Linked DNA regions of Mus musculus: region 1 is linked to region 2. A link is a contact called in ENCODE Hi-C or POLR2A ChIA-PET data. All regions are on one chromosome and are shown on one strand. The core of a region is the stretch at or near the end of the contact, and the rest is flanking DNA. Distances in the headings are between cores, read along the strand shown. Region 1 holds the start of Mrpl11 (mitochondrial ribosomal protein L11). Region 2 holds the start of Dpp3 (dipeptidylpeptidase 3).

Region 1 (5,624 bases), core at 936-3,435, 34 kb after region 2:
GAGTAGGAGAAGGGGGGGGAAGAAGAGGATGAGGAGAGGAGAGGATGTGGAAGAAGAGAAGAAGGAAGAGGATGGTGATGAAGAAGATGAGGAGGAGGAGAAGGGAGAGGAAGATGAGGAGGAAGAAAGAGGAGAGGAGGAGGGGGGAAGAAGAAGGAGGAGAAGGGGAAGGGGAAGGAAAAGAAGAAGAAGAAAGTCATTCAATATGGGGTCTACCTTCTTTCTTTCACAGAGATCCTCTGATGGGATGGATTCTCTATTTTGGTATAGCACCACAGAGAGCCCCAGCATGTCAGTTGTCCTTGCCCCAGCTTACAGAGTTATGCAGGGAGGATGCAAGGGACGTTTCAGGAGCTTGAAGCTGCTGAGACCCCTTTCTACCAAGCAGTTAGCTCCTGTGGCAGGGGTGTCTCTTAGGGCGACATACTGCTCCCACCACCACCACAGCACTGGCTCAGGGATTTCACTGGGCACAGAAGATGGAGATAAAAATGAGGCCTTTAGATCCTTACACAAAGGACCTGACTTTCTTTGCCAGCAGGTTGTAGGGAAGTTCAAGTCTACAAACATTTTCAAAAACAGTGGTGGGATGGGGTTAGGAGATGGTTCAGTGATTAAAGTGTTTCCTGAAAAAGAGTCAGGGCCAGAGGCTGGGTCTTAAGAAACCCAGGTAAATGCCATCTGGGCATGGTGACATCCCTGTAGTTCCAGGCCAGCATAAGAACTCCAGAGCAAGCTGGTTAACAAGATGAACCACTGGCAAGCTCTTAGTTTGAGTAAGAGACCCCACCTCAGAAGGGCAATGGAAGAGGATCTTAACATCAGCCTCGGCCCTTCTCGTGTGTGTACACATGTGCAAATCCACACACACATTCACCCACACACACGCAAAAACGTACATTGCACACACAAGGAAATGGTAGAGGAAAGAAAAAAATGGAGGTTTGTGAGAGGCGGTTTAGAGGAAGATGATAGAATTTGAAGTGGTATGCTACATAATAGGCTGCCTGGTTGTCTGGAGAGGAATTATTTTTTAAAAAGGAAAAGAAAAGGAAAAAAAAAAGAAAAAAGAAACTGGAGAATTCCCCTCGAATCTGAAGGATCGCAAACAGTGAGTTAGTGGATAGTTCCTTCGAAGTAGTCTCAGTCTGGAGACTGGATCAGAGAACTTTATATCCTGAACTGTTGGAGAAAATAATGGAGCATTCAACCTACAGTTATTGGAGCTTTGCAGCCACGTGTGGTCAGGAAGAGTCTGTGAGTCAAAGAGTCCTACCAAGGCCATTGCTACTACCCTAAAGTGCCTAGATACACAAGATTGCTCTAGGGAGGGATAATAAAGGCTTCAAACACCACCTGGCTCAAATACCATTCCCTAAAACGCAAGTAATAATCAGGAATCCTGGACAGAATAGAGCGGGATGCGGAGTTCTGAGACACAAAAAGTCATCTTCCAATGAAAAAATGAAAGACGGGGAAGCAATAAAGTATGCCTAATAAGCTAGTGGAAAATCAGGTTTGACTGGGATGAGAATTCACAAACTTAGCATTTCAAAAGCGCGGGGAAGAGCTTTTCCCTTTGTATAAATAGCGGTAAATGCCTTCTTGGTTCAACGTGTGTTACTGAGCTGTCACAACAATTCTGAAAGGTACCTATAATATTCGCGGTGTCAAAGATTTTCATAGGTAACAGAAACAGTAGCCTAATCCTAGCTCTAACTCTTTGTCTAGCTATGAATCAGGTTCATAGCCAGCAAGAGCAGCAGTCTGCCATTTCATTTCCCGTCTATAATCATATTGCCTTCCATGAAAAACCACATGAGGAAACAAAAGACTCAAGGGATTTTGCATAACTTGCTCCATATCAAACGCTAAGATATCACTGTGTCCAGCAGATGGCAACCCAGAACACGGCCAACAGCAGGCGCAGGATAAGGCGCTGAACTACATACCCACAATGCTGTGCGGAGACTCAAAGTCCCGAACTCCTGTTTGGCTGTCTAAGGTGATGCCTGTGCGCACCGCTGAGGGATTGTGTGTACTGAAACCATATAGGTTCTCGTCCTGCCTTCAGAGCGCAAAGTTCAATTAATTCTTAAATTCCGTAATTGGTCTTTAGTTGGAGAGCTGTATGCCTGAAACAAGACTGCTCTTTTTTGGTCTCATTTACCCTAGCCGAACACGAGGGCCCTTCACCTCTGACCCAAAATGGCCGCGCCCAGAGCGTAGTTCTTTGCTTCTCCGAGGCGAGCTAAGATTAAAATCCTACATCATGTCCAAGCTAAGCCGGGCCACTCGGACCCTCAAGAAGCCCGAGGCCGGCGGCGTGATCCGGTCCATCGTGCGAGCAGGCCAAGCTATTCCTGGGCCTCCACTAGGTCCCATCTTGGGTCAGGTGCGGTGTGCGGAACCCGGCCTGGGAGACGTGGGAGAGTGCGCTGGAGCCGGGGAAGTCTCCTTTATAAACGTTGTCTCCACTATTCACACCTTCAGGCCTTATGTCCTTGTATTACTTACGGAGCCTCTTTTGACCTCAGCACCTCTGACCCCCAAGTTGGCTAGTTGCTGATTAAGTGGTACCTTGTGGACGAATTGCCTGGCACCCAAAGCTATAGAACCAGAGTAGAAGAAATATAACAACACACACCCATACCCCCGCCCCCCCCCCCCACACACACAAAGATGAAAGGACAGGGGCTCCTGGTTGGTAGAAAGCCTTCAGCTCCCATACTTAACTTTGTGTATGCGTTCCTTATAGCGAGGTGTCTCTATCAACCAGTTCTGCAAAGAGTTCAACGAGAAGACAAAGGACATCAAAGAAGGCATTCCCCTGCCTACAAAAATTTTTATAAAGGTAGAGAGACCCATTCTCCCATATATTTCCTTGGCCCTTGAAACTAGTCACTCTGGTTGCTTCTCTGACTCTTAACTTGGTTGCTACCTTCCACTTATCATTTAAACAGAAGCCTAGACCATAATTTCTCTGAACTGGCTTGATCCTGCCATATTGTGGTTCTTACCTCTCATCTCACTGGGGCTTCCAGAGGAGATTTGGGCTAGGAATAAAAATGGCAGGGATGTGTGCTGTAGATTTGTTTTTCTGTCTTTTGTGGTGTGCAAGTTGGTGGGAGAAGGAAAGGGACATTAGAAATGTCTTGGACTGGATAGAAAACCAAGAAATTCTCATGTATCTTTGTCTGTTAAGCCCGACAGGACATTTGAGCTCAAGATTGGGCAGCCCACTGTTTCTTACTTTTTGAAGGCAGCTGCTGGGATCGAGAAGGGGGCCCGGCATACAGGTAAGGACTAGAGTGGGCACCTGAGAGTCTGATGTATCCAGAGAAATGTAGTGGCACTTGAAGAATTCTTTGCTCCTTCTTCCCAGGGAAAGAGGTGGCAGGCCTGGTGAGTTTGAAGCACGTATATGAGATTGCCTGTGTCAAAGCTAAGGATGATGCTTTTGCCATGCAAGATGTGCCCCTGTCTTCTGTGGTCCGTTCCATCATTGGCTCTGCCCGTTCCCTGGGCATTCGAGTGGTGAAGGAGTGAGTATCTTGAGAGGAATCCAAGTAAGTTCTTCATTTGGGAGGAAAGCTGAGAAGGCCCATTACAGTGAGGTGGTTGGGCTTTATTTGTTCTTCTTAATTTATAGCCTATGTTAGTTATGCATATTAAGCTTCATTGTGACATTTTCATACATGTCTAGCAGATTCTAGCAGAAGGATATGGGTTGAAGCCTCATCTTGTTTGGAATATATTTCATAAGCACCTGTTCTGTCCTGGACATGGATCTGGGCACTGGCTAGAACCAGGAATGGCCAGTAGTGCCTGGCCACTCTGGAGAAATGTGTAGTCCTAAAGGCCGACCCATACATAGAGGCCTAGACTAGCAGGTGTCAATGTTATAAAATCAATGGATGTCATGCAAGCAGAGAGGAGATTTCCTGCTTTTACCTGATGTGTCATTGAGGACTCTGAGGGAGGTGACATGGAAACTGCCCAGGAAAAGGAGGGTAAGAGAGCGTAAGATTACAAGGAGAGGGAAGGAGCTGAAGCTAAGTTCACTCTGGTCGAGGAGTCTTGTCTAGAGGCATATGGGATGTGGCCTGAGGGAGGGACGAGTCAGAAGGTTCCCTTGTCAAGTAGGAGAGCATTTGCCCCAGAGCGCAGCAGAGACAGGAGCAGGGACAGTCATCACTGGCCGCTTGCTGCTGGTGTCATTCCCTACAGCAAGACTGGCGTCAGTTGTTCCTCACGGGGGTGAGGTTAGAGCACAGTTTTCCTGGATGGTTTAAATCCTTAAAGTATGTAGATTTGTGGCTCAAAGGAAGGCCTAAGAAATCCCAATGGTATAATAGAGGCCACAGGTTAGGTAGGACTTTAAGACAGAGTCAAGGCAGAGGAAGGTAGCGTGTGTGAGTTGTGGTTCCAGGAAGAGAAACCACAGATGAGTAGAGGTATGACAGTTGGAAAGTCCAGGGAGGGGAGTGGACAGGGCAGCTGGGATCTGCGCCAGGACCCGCTCCTCACTGACTGTCTGTCTCCTTCTGTAGCCTCAGTGCAGAAGAACTGGAGGCTTTCCAGAAGGAACGAGCTGTGTTTTTGGCTGCTCAGAAAGAGGCAGATTTGGCAGCCCAGGCAGAAGCTGCCAAGAAGTGACCCCAACTTTCTACACTCTGAGAATTTGAAGTGAGAGGCTGAGAAAGGGGGCCACAGAGGAAGCTGAGCCAAAGGACTTCATGGCAACCCGATTTCTAGTTTCCTGACATGTTTCTGTACATTTGCTGTGCCAGGGGATCAAGCCTGAATAAATATCCTTTGTCATCAACTCTCAGCTTCTCTCCTGAGACCCCAGAGATGGGGACCAATACTGACAGTTCCCAGCCTTCACAGGTGTGAGCTGCCCTACAGGTGAACGCAGCCTCAACCAAGCAAATTATCATGCCCAGTGCCTTGGTCAGCCTTGTATTATATCAAAATAACCAAAGCTTGGTGCTTTATAAAGAAAAGGTATTGATTTGGCTTCTGATTCATGGTGCTGGAGTATGGCAAGGCTCACTTGCTGTATGACAGCATGGTACAGTGGAAACAGTCACATACATAGGGCCATCTGTGTGAGGTAGCCTCACCTGGACCAGTCCCCGCCTTAAGGCCAACATTAGTGAAGGTTGGACTCCCAGACCCCTCCGCCAGACCACACTTTGATTTATTCATTTTATATGTGACTGTTTTGCCTGCATATATGTGAGTGCACTGTGTGCATGCTTGGTGTCTGTCAGAAGAGGGTATTGGATCCCCTGGAGCTGGATTTATGGGTAGTTGTGAACCAGTATGTGGATCCTGGAGTTGAACCTGGGTTCTCTGTAAGAGCAACAAACAAGTGCTCTTACCTCCTGAGCCATCTCTCTACTCTATCCCCCTTTTTTGAGATAGGATCTCTGGATATCCTTGAACTCACGGAGATCCACCTGCCTCTGCCTTCCACATTGCTGGGACTAAAGCTTGCACCACCATACAGGGCATAGCCCCCACTTCTTAAGGATTCCACCACCTTCCACACTGGGAAGCAAGCCTTCAGCCCATGAGCCTCCGGGGCACGTGTCGTAACATTCAGGCTCTGAGTA
Region 2 (5,574 bases), core at 2,506-5,005:
TTGCTCTTTTTAACAGTAGACGAAGGCCCACAGACAGGACGCAATAAGCAAAAATTCCAAAGATATGGAAGAAATAGTAACCTTGGCTCAGAAATAAACAATCTGATCAATTTCACAGAAAACTAGGTCACATTTCCATATATTCCTCATGGGAATGTAATGTGTTGAACCATTTTTAATAAAAAGTTCTCACTATATAGCCCTAACTCGTCTCAAACTATGTAGATCAGGCTGGCCTTGAACTCACAGAGATCCTGCTACCCTTGACTCCAGAGTGTTAAAATTAAAGGTGTGCACCACCACATGTGGCCTTAGAAGATAATTTAACACAATCAGATCATTATAAATGTTCAAAGCCTTCAACCCAGCATTCCTATCTCTACAAATAGTTCCCACTTACACGCTTACACACTTACACGAGAATGAGCATTGTGGCATTGTTTGAAAGAAAAGCTAGAAACCGGGCTGGTGAGATGGCTCAACAGATAAGAGCACCCGACTGTTCTTCTGAAGGTCCTGAGTTCAATTCCCAGCAACCACATGGTGGCTCACAACCATCCCTAACAAGATCTGGCGCCCTCTTCTGGAGTGTCTGAAGACAGCTACAGTGTACTTACATATAATAAATAAATAAATCTTTAAAAAAAAAAAAAAAAAAAAAAAAAAAAAAAAAAGAAAAGCTAGAAACCATCTAAAATATTCAGCATTTAAAAAAAAAAAAAAAGAGGCAAGTGGATTTCTATGAGTTGAAGCCATCCTGGTCTACCGAGCAAATTCCAGAACAGCCATGGAGAGACCCTGTCTTGAAAAACCAAAAACCAAAACAAAATAAAACAAACCAAACAAACCAACCAACCTGAACCACCCAAATACTTATTTGATTACATTGCACACTGCTTTAGAGTGTTTCACGGCCAATAAATGAAGTGGACATTGCCTTTCCCGGTCCTACAGGATATACACCCAATGGAGATTCTCCAGGATACAGGGATCTGCAAAATGGGCAGTATCCAGAACACCGAGAACATGATGTAAGAGGTCAAACAGGGCTGGGGAGAGGCTCAGTGCGTAAGAGCACTTGCTGGGCGAGCGCGGGGACCTGGGTCTGAGCATGCAGCACTCACATCAAGAAGTCAGGCACACGTGACCATGCACACGTGACCTCAGCACTGGGAGGAAGGTGGCTGTGTACACCGCCCATCATGGGAGCTTGAAAGCCAGTCAGCCTTGCCAGAACAAGCTCCAGGTTCACTGTAAGCCCCTGTTTGGGGACTGAAGAAATGGCTTAGTAATGGAGAGCTTGGTAGAGGACCCAAGTTCAGTTCCTAGCACCCATGTCAAATGGGTCCTATGCCTCTTGCCTCTGTGGGCAACACGCACTGACACCACATACACATAAGAAAACAAATCTTTGTAAAAGAGATCCTGCCTCCAGGGCGTATACTTTTCTGCTGGTGTCTATGTTTGACACTTGCACATGTACACCCAAGACTGTCATTTCACGTTTTAAAAAAAAGTGAGTTAAGCCAGTGGTGGTTCACCTTTAATCCCAGCACTTGGGAGACAGAGGCAGGTCGATCTCTGTGGTTAAGGCCAGCCTGGTCTACAGAATGAGTTCCAGGTAGTTTAAATGGGGGCCTGATATACTGTGCACATACAAGTATCAGTATCCAATGCACTCACACAGAATGGAAAAGGACCAGCCACAGTGCCTGCCTCTGAAAAGACTGAACAAGTGTGACCTTTTGTGTTTCGTATGTTTCTGAATTGATGCAATATAATAAGATTCAAGTATGGTATTTGGCTAATACATCCACCAACAAGAACTAAGAGACAAACAGAACATTCTACCCTTGGTATCTACCCAGGCTGCCTTCCTCTGTCCCTCAGTATCAGGTGTACAGTCATGGCAGACTGCTAAGAACTATGGTATCTAGGCTGGCCTCAGACTCACAGCAATCTTTCTGCCTCAGCCTCTCACGTATGGGAATTAAAGATGTGTGCCACCATGCCTGGCTTGTTTCCCTGTATCTTGAAGCAGGCACTACACTAATGGCAGACCATATGCACATTCTACAGAAAACAAGCCTGAAGCTACAGGGCTGTGTGTGTGTGTGTGTGTGTGTGTGTGAGCTAGCACCCTTTAGTCTAATCCTCTACCTAGTTGGAGAGAGAGCCCTATGCCCCTTGTTCCTGGTCCTTCGCACATCTCCAGAAGCCCCTCAGAAGCCAGGCGAGCCTGTGAGAACTGACCTGGTACTCTTCTTCAGTAAGACCCTCAGCCAGGGCATGTTGGCGCAGCTGGTCAGGGTCCTGGGCACGGAAGAGGCGGCTAAGCAGGGCATAGATGTAGGGGGCTTCAGGGGATGTCTGGAGCAGCACTGCCAGGCCCCCATACCAAGCAGCTCTAGACAGGTGATGGGCATAGAGGCGCTCTGTGGGTGACAGCAGGCGGAATGCCTCCCTGCAGTCCAGGCTAGACACACCAATGTCATTGGGCAGGATGTACTGGGTATCTGCCATGAGCCCTGCAAGAACACATCACAGTCATCTCAGAGAGCGCAGCATCTTCGCGGCTGCTCTGAAAGCTCATGAGCTAACTAACTTCTTCCATCCAGAAGTCCAGGAGGGAGTAATCCAGTCGCATCCATTCACCTGAAATGCTGGGATTCAAAGACTCAAATACTTGCGGGCCAGCTTTGGCCTGTGGCCTCTCAGACTTAAAATCTGAATCCAATCACTTCATATTACAGATGAGGACACTAAGGCCCAGGATGCCAAGTGTACGAAGGAAGAACCGGCAGAACACAGCCTCATTACTAGACTCCCAGCCCCAGCCACTCCCTGCCTCATCTCCACCTTCTCAGATGTCCTAGTCTCTGTTCAGAATTTCCCAACACCTCTAGCTCATCACAACTGCTGACAAAGGCTTCATGCTGGATATCCACCCCACCGTCCCAACCCCGCTCCACCAAAAGGTCTAAAACCCAGGGCAGCCGCTTCACCTCCCTGCACTGCTCTTTGCTCCTCTGCAACACTGACTGTGAGTATGACACCAAGCTCAACAGCTGGGTATGAAATCCAGGACAGGGATGTGACCCAGTTGGTAGAGTTTGTCTAACCAACAACCAGGCCCAGGGTCAGATTCCAAGGTCAGTCTGGGGTACATAAAACCTTGTCAAAAAATAAATCAAAAACAGCAATGATATTTTGTCCCAGCTTTTCCCTCCTAGCATCTGCCCCAGTCTCATGTCTTTCTTCAGCCCTTCACTATCCTGTTTTCTTCTGTTGCTCTGTTGGGAAGCCATATAAGGGCACAACCCATTTTCCAGATAGGAACCATATGACATTTGGAAAGCAAGCAACTTATCCAAAGCTTTTCAGCTCAGTTGGGACCCAAGGAATTCCGAACCCACCACATTCTCCACGCTCCGCCCCTGGCTAAGGACACGTTTCCACCCTCTGTACTCCTTATTTGCGCGGCTCCGCCCCATCTACCCCTTCGCTCGGAAAGAGGTGTTAACTCTTTACTGCCTGGAAATTCTCCTTGCCCAAAAGCTGGGAGAGATTTGGAAGAGGCACTGAAGGGTGGACAGAAAGGGGATGATCTTGCATGCACAGCCAGGCCTCGCTCTGATCTCCTGAAGATGACACACCGTGACCCCAAAACCAAGGCGCTGTACCTCACCTGCTGCAGCTGCTCCGTTCGCAAACTCACTTCCTGCTTCCGGCTCCCCGCCCCATTCATTGGGACACAAGCCCCGCCCCTACCGACCCGTAGTCGCCCCAGGGATCAGACGGACAGCAGCTACAGCCAGTAGAAGAACCGAAGACAGTTCCTCCCCTCATCTTCTCCCCGCCCCCAAGCGCTACGGGTGGTGCCTGCCTTGCAAGGACCGCGAGGCCTTGGCCTTTTGTCTGCTGGCCCTCACTGCACAGAGGCGTGGCGTAGGGCGATGTTTGGTGAAAAAGTTTGAGTTTCTCAGTACCCCGCGTGGCTGCTGTCGGGTACCGACAGAGGGGACTGACAAGGTCCCCAAACGTGAGAGTTCCTATACATCGGGAGCCTCCACACATGTAGCTGGGAGCCTGCTCTCTTTGGGGTTTCACCTCCAGTGTCCCTACCCTGGATTTGGCAGTTAGGAACCTCCACTTAGAGAAGACTATAATAATGTGGACCCCCTCCTCCCTGGATTTAGGATTTGGAGATGCTATTTGGAGACTACGAAGCTCTTACAAAGAGTGTATGTAGGCTGTGCGAATAGTAGTCCCATCCACCAGTAGTCCCAGGGGTGCAGAAAAATGCTACAGGTGCTCCACTGGGTCGCCATGGAAGCCATCCTTAAAACATTGGGAACCCCAGTTTCCTCAACGCACTTGAAGTCGAGGCCAGCTAGTAGCTGGCACTTTCTTAGTGTGACCACTTGCCAGCTAGAATAGAAAAGCGGTCTCCAGTGACATTGACTGGAGGGCAGCCCAGGATGCAGACAAGCATGTTGTTTACTCTTGGTAGTCAGGGAGGAGTCTTTCTGGGTGACCCATGGCTCTTGCAAGTACTTGCTGACCAGATGTGGTAAGCACTGCAAAGAGCTGGGGCCTGACTTAGGCTGTCTAGGGTTCAATCAGATGTCTGTCTCCTACCAGCTGTGTGACTTTAGATAGCTCACTTCTCTTACTCTGGAACACTGTCAGCTTTACTTCAGGACTAAGTCTACCCAAGGGATGGGCAGCCATCAAGAGGTAGTGCTGTCCCCTAGAGTTGTGTAGGAGGTAGTGTTTCGGGACTGAAATCCAACACACCTTCCTTACCTTGCCTATTTAGAGGGGCCAGAGCAACCATGTGCTTAAGGCCAGCCTTGTCACCACAGCGCTAGTAGCTCTTGGTTCTGATTGGTGAGTGTCATTATAAGGGGGAATTCTGTAAAAATGTGTCCCGAGGAAAGTCCTCTTCTTTCCTTTTGCCTGTTCTCATTGTTTCTAGACGAGGTATAAAGTTGTCTGACTGAGACCCAGTTGAAATGTAAGTGTAACCAGATAGGAAAATAAGGGCTATCCATAGCCACCAAGGGCAAATTCAGGCAAGTGAAGGATCCCAGGGCCCAAGACCCCCAACCAAGCTGCATGGTGTCGTGTTATAACCGCAGTCAACAGGAGTGCATGTTAAATGAAGTCCTTTACCAGCGGCTTGCCATATAGAATTTCATTTAATTCTTGCAAAAACCCTGAGATAACATATCACTGTTGTACCAATTGCACAGGTGAGAGGACCTTTGATTTTATAAGACCTTCCACTATACAGTTTCCACTCCTGCAGCAACACACACACAACACACATTTTCTCTCTCTCTCTCTCTCCTTCTCTTTCTCCTCTCTCTTTTTCACACACACATTCTCTCTCTCCTTCTTTCTCTCACTCACACATATTCTCTCTTCCCCCCACCTCTCTCTCACACGCACACACACACACACCCCACATTCTGTTTTAATGGGTCATGGCTTTTCTGTACGTTTGCATCCATCTGGTAATGAAAATACTTTTTGTTTTTGTTTGTTTGAGACAGGGTCTTGCCATGT

Evidence for each region. A loop is a pair of places that touch in the nucleus more often than their neighbours do. ChIA-PET counts read pairs that join two places held with the same protein, here RNA polymerase II (POLR2A).
Region 1: a map of heart shows a loop between it and region 2 (6-fold over the local background). The contact joins the promoter of Mrpl11 here to the promoter of Dpp3 in region 2. A Hi-C loop is called at or near these places in 3 of 37 maps with a recorded cell type or tissue (all heart). POLR2A ChIA-PET finds 5 or more read pairs at or near these places in 4 of 5 experiments (Patski and embryonic stem cell).

Annotation. Positions count from the first base shown.
Region 1 is chr19:4,960,121-4,965,744 of GRCm38, forward strand. Mrpl11 (mitochondrial ribosomal protein L11) reads left to right here and starts at 2,186. Exons shown (of 5, transcript NM_025553.4): 1 at 2,186-2,395; 2 at 2,759-2,854; 3 at 3,206-3,299; 4 at 3,386-3,545; 5 at 4,554-5,624. The coding sequence starts at 2,273. The coding sequence ends at 4,659.
Region 2 is chr19:4,924,532-4,930,105 of GRCm38, forward strand. Dpp3 (dipeptidylpeptidase 3) reads right to left here and starts at 3,756. Exons shown (of 18, transcript NM_133803.2): 1 at 3,689-3,756; 2 at 2,254-2,528. The coding sequence starts at 2,523. It also overlaps a transcript of Peli3 not described here.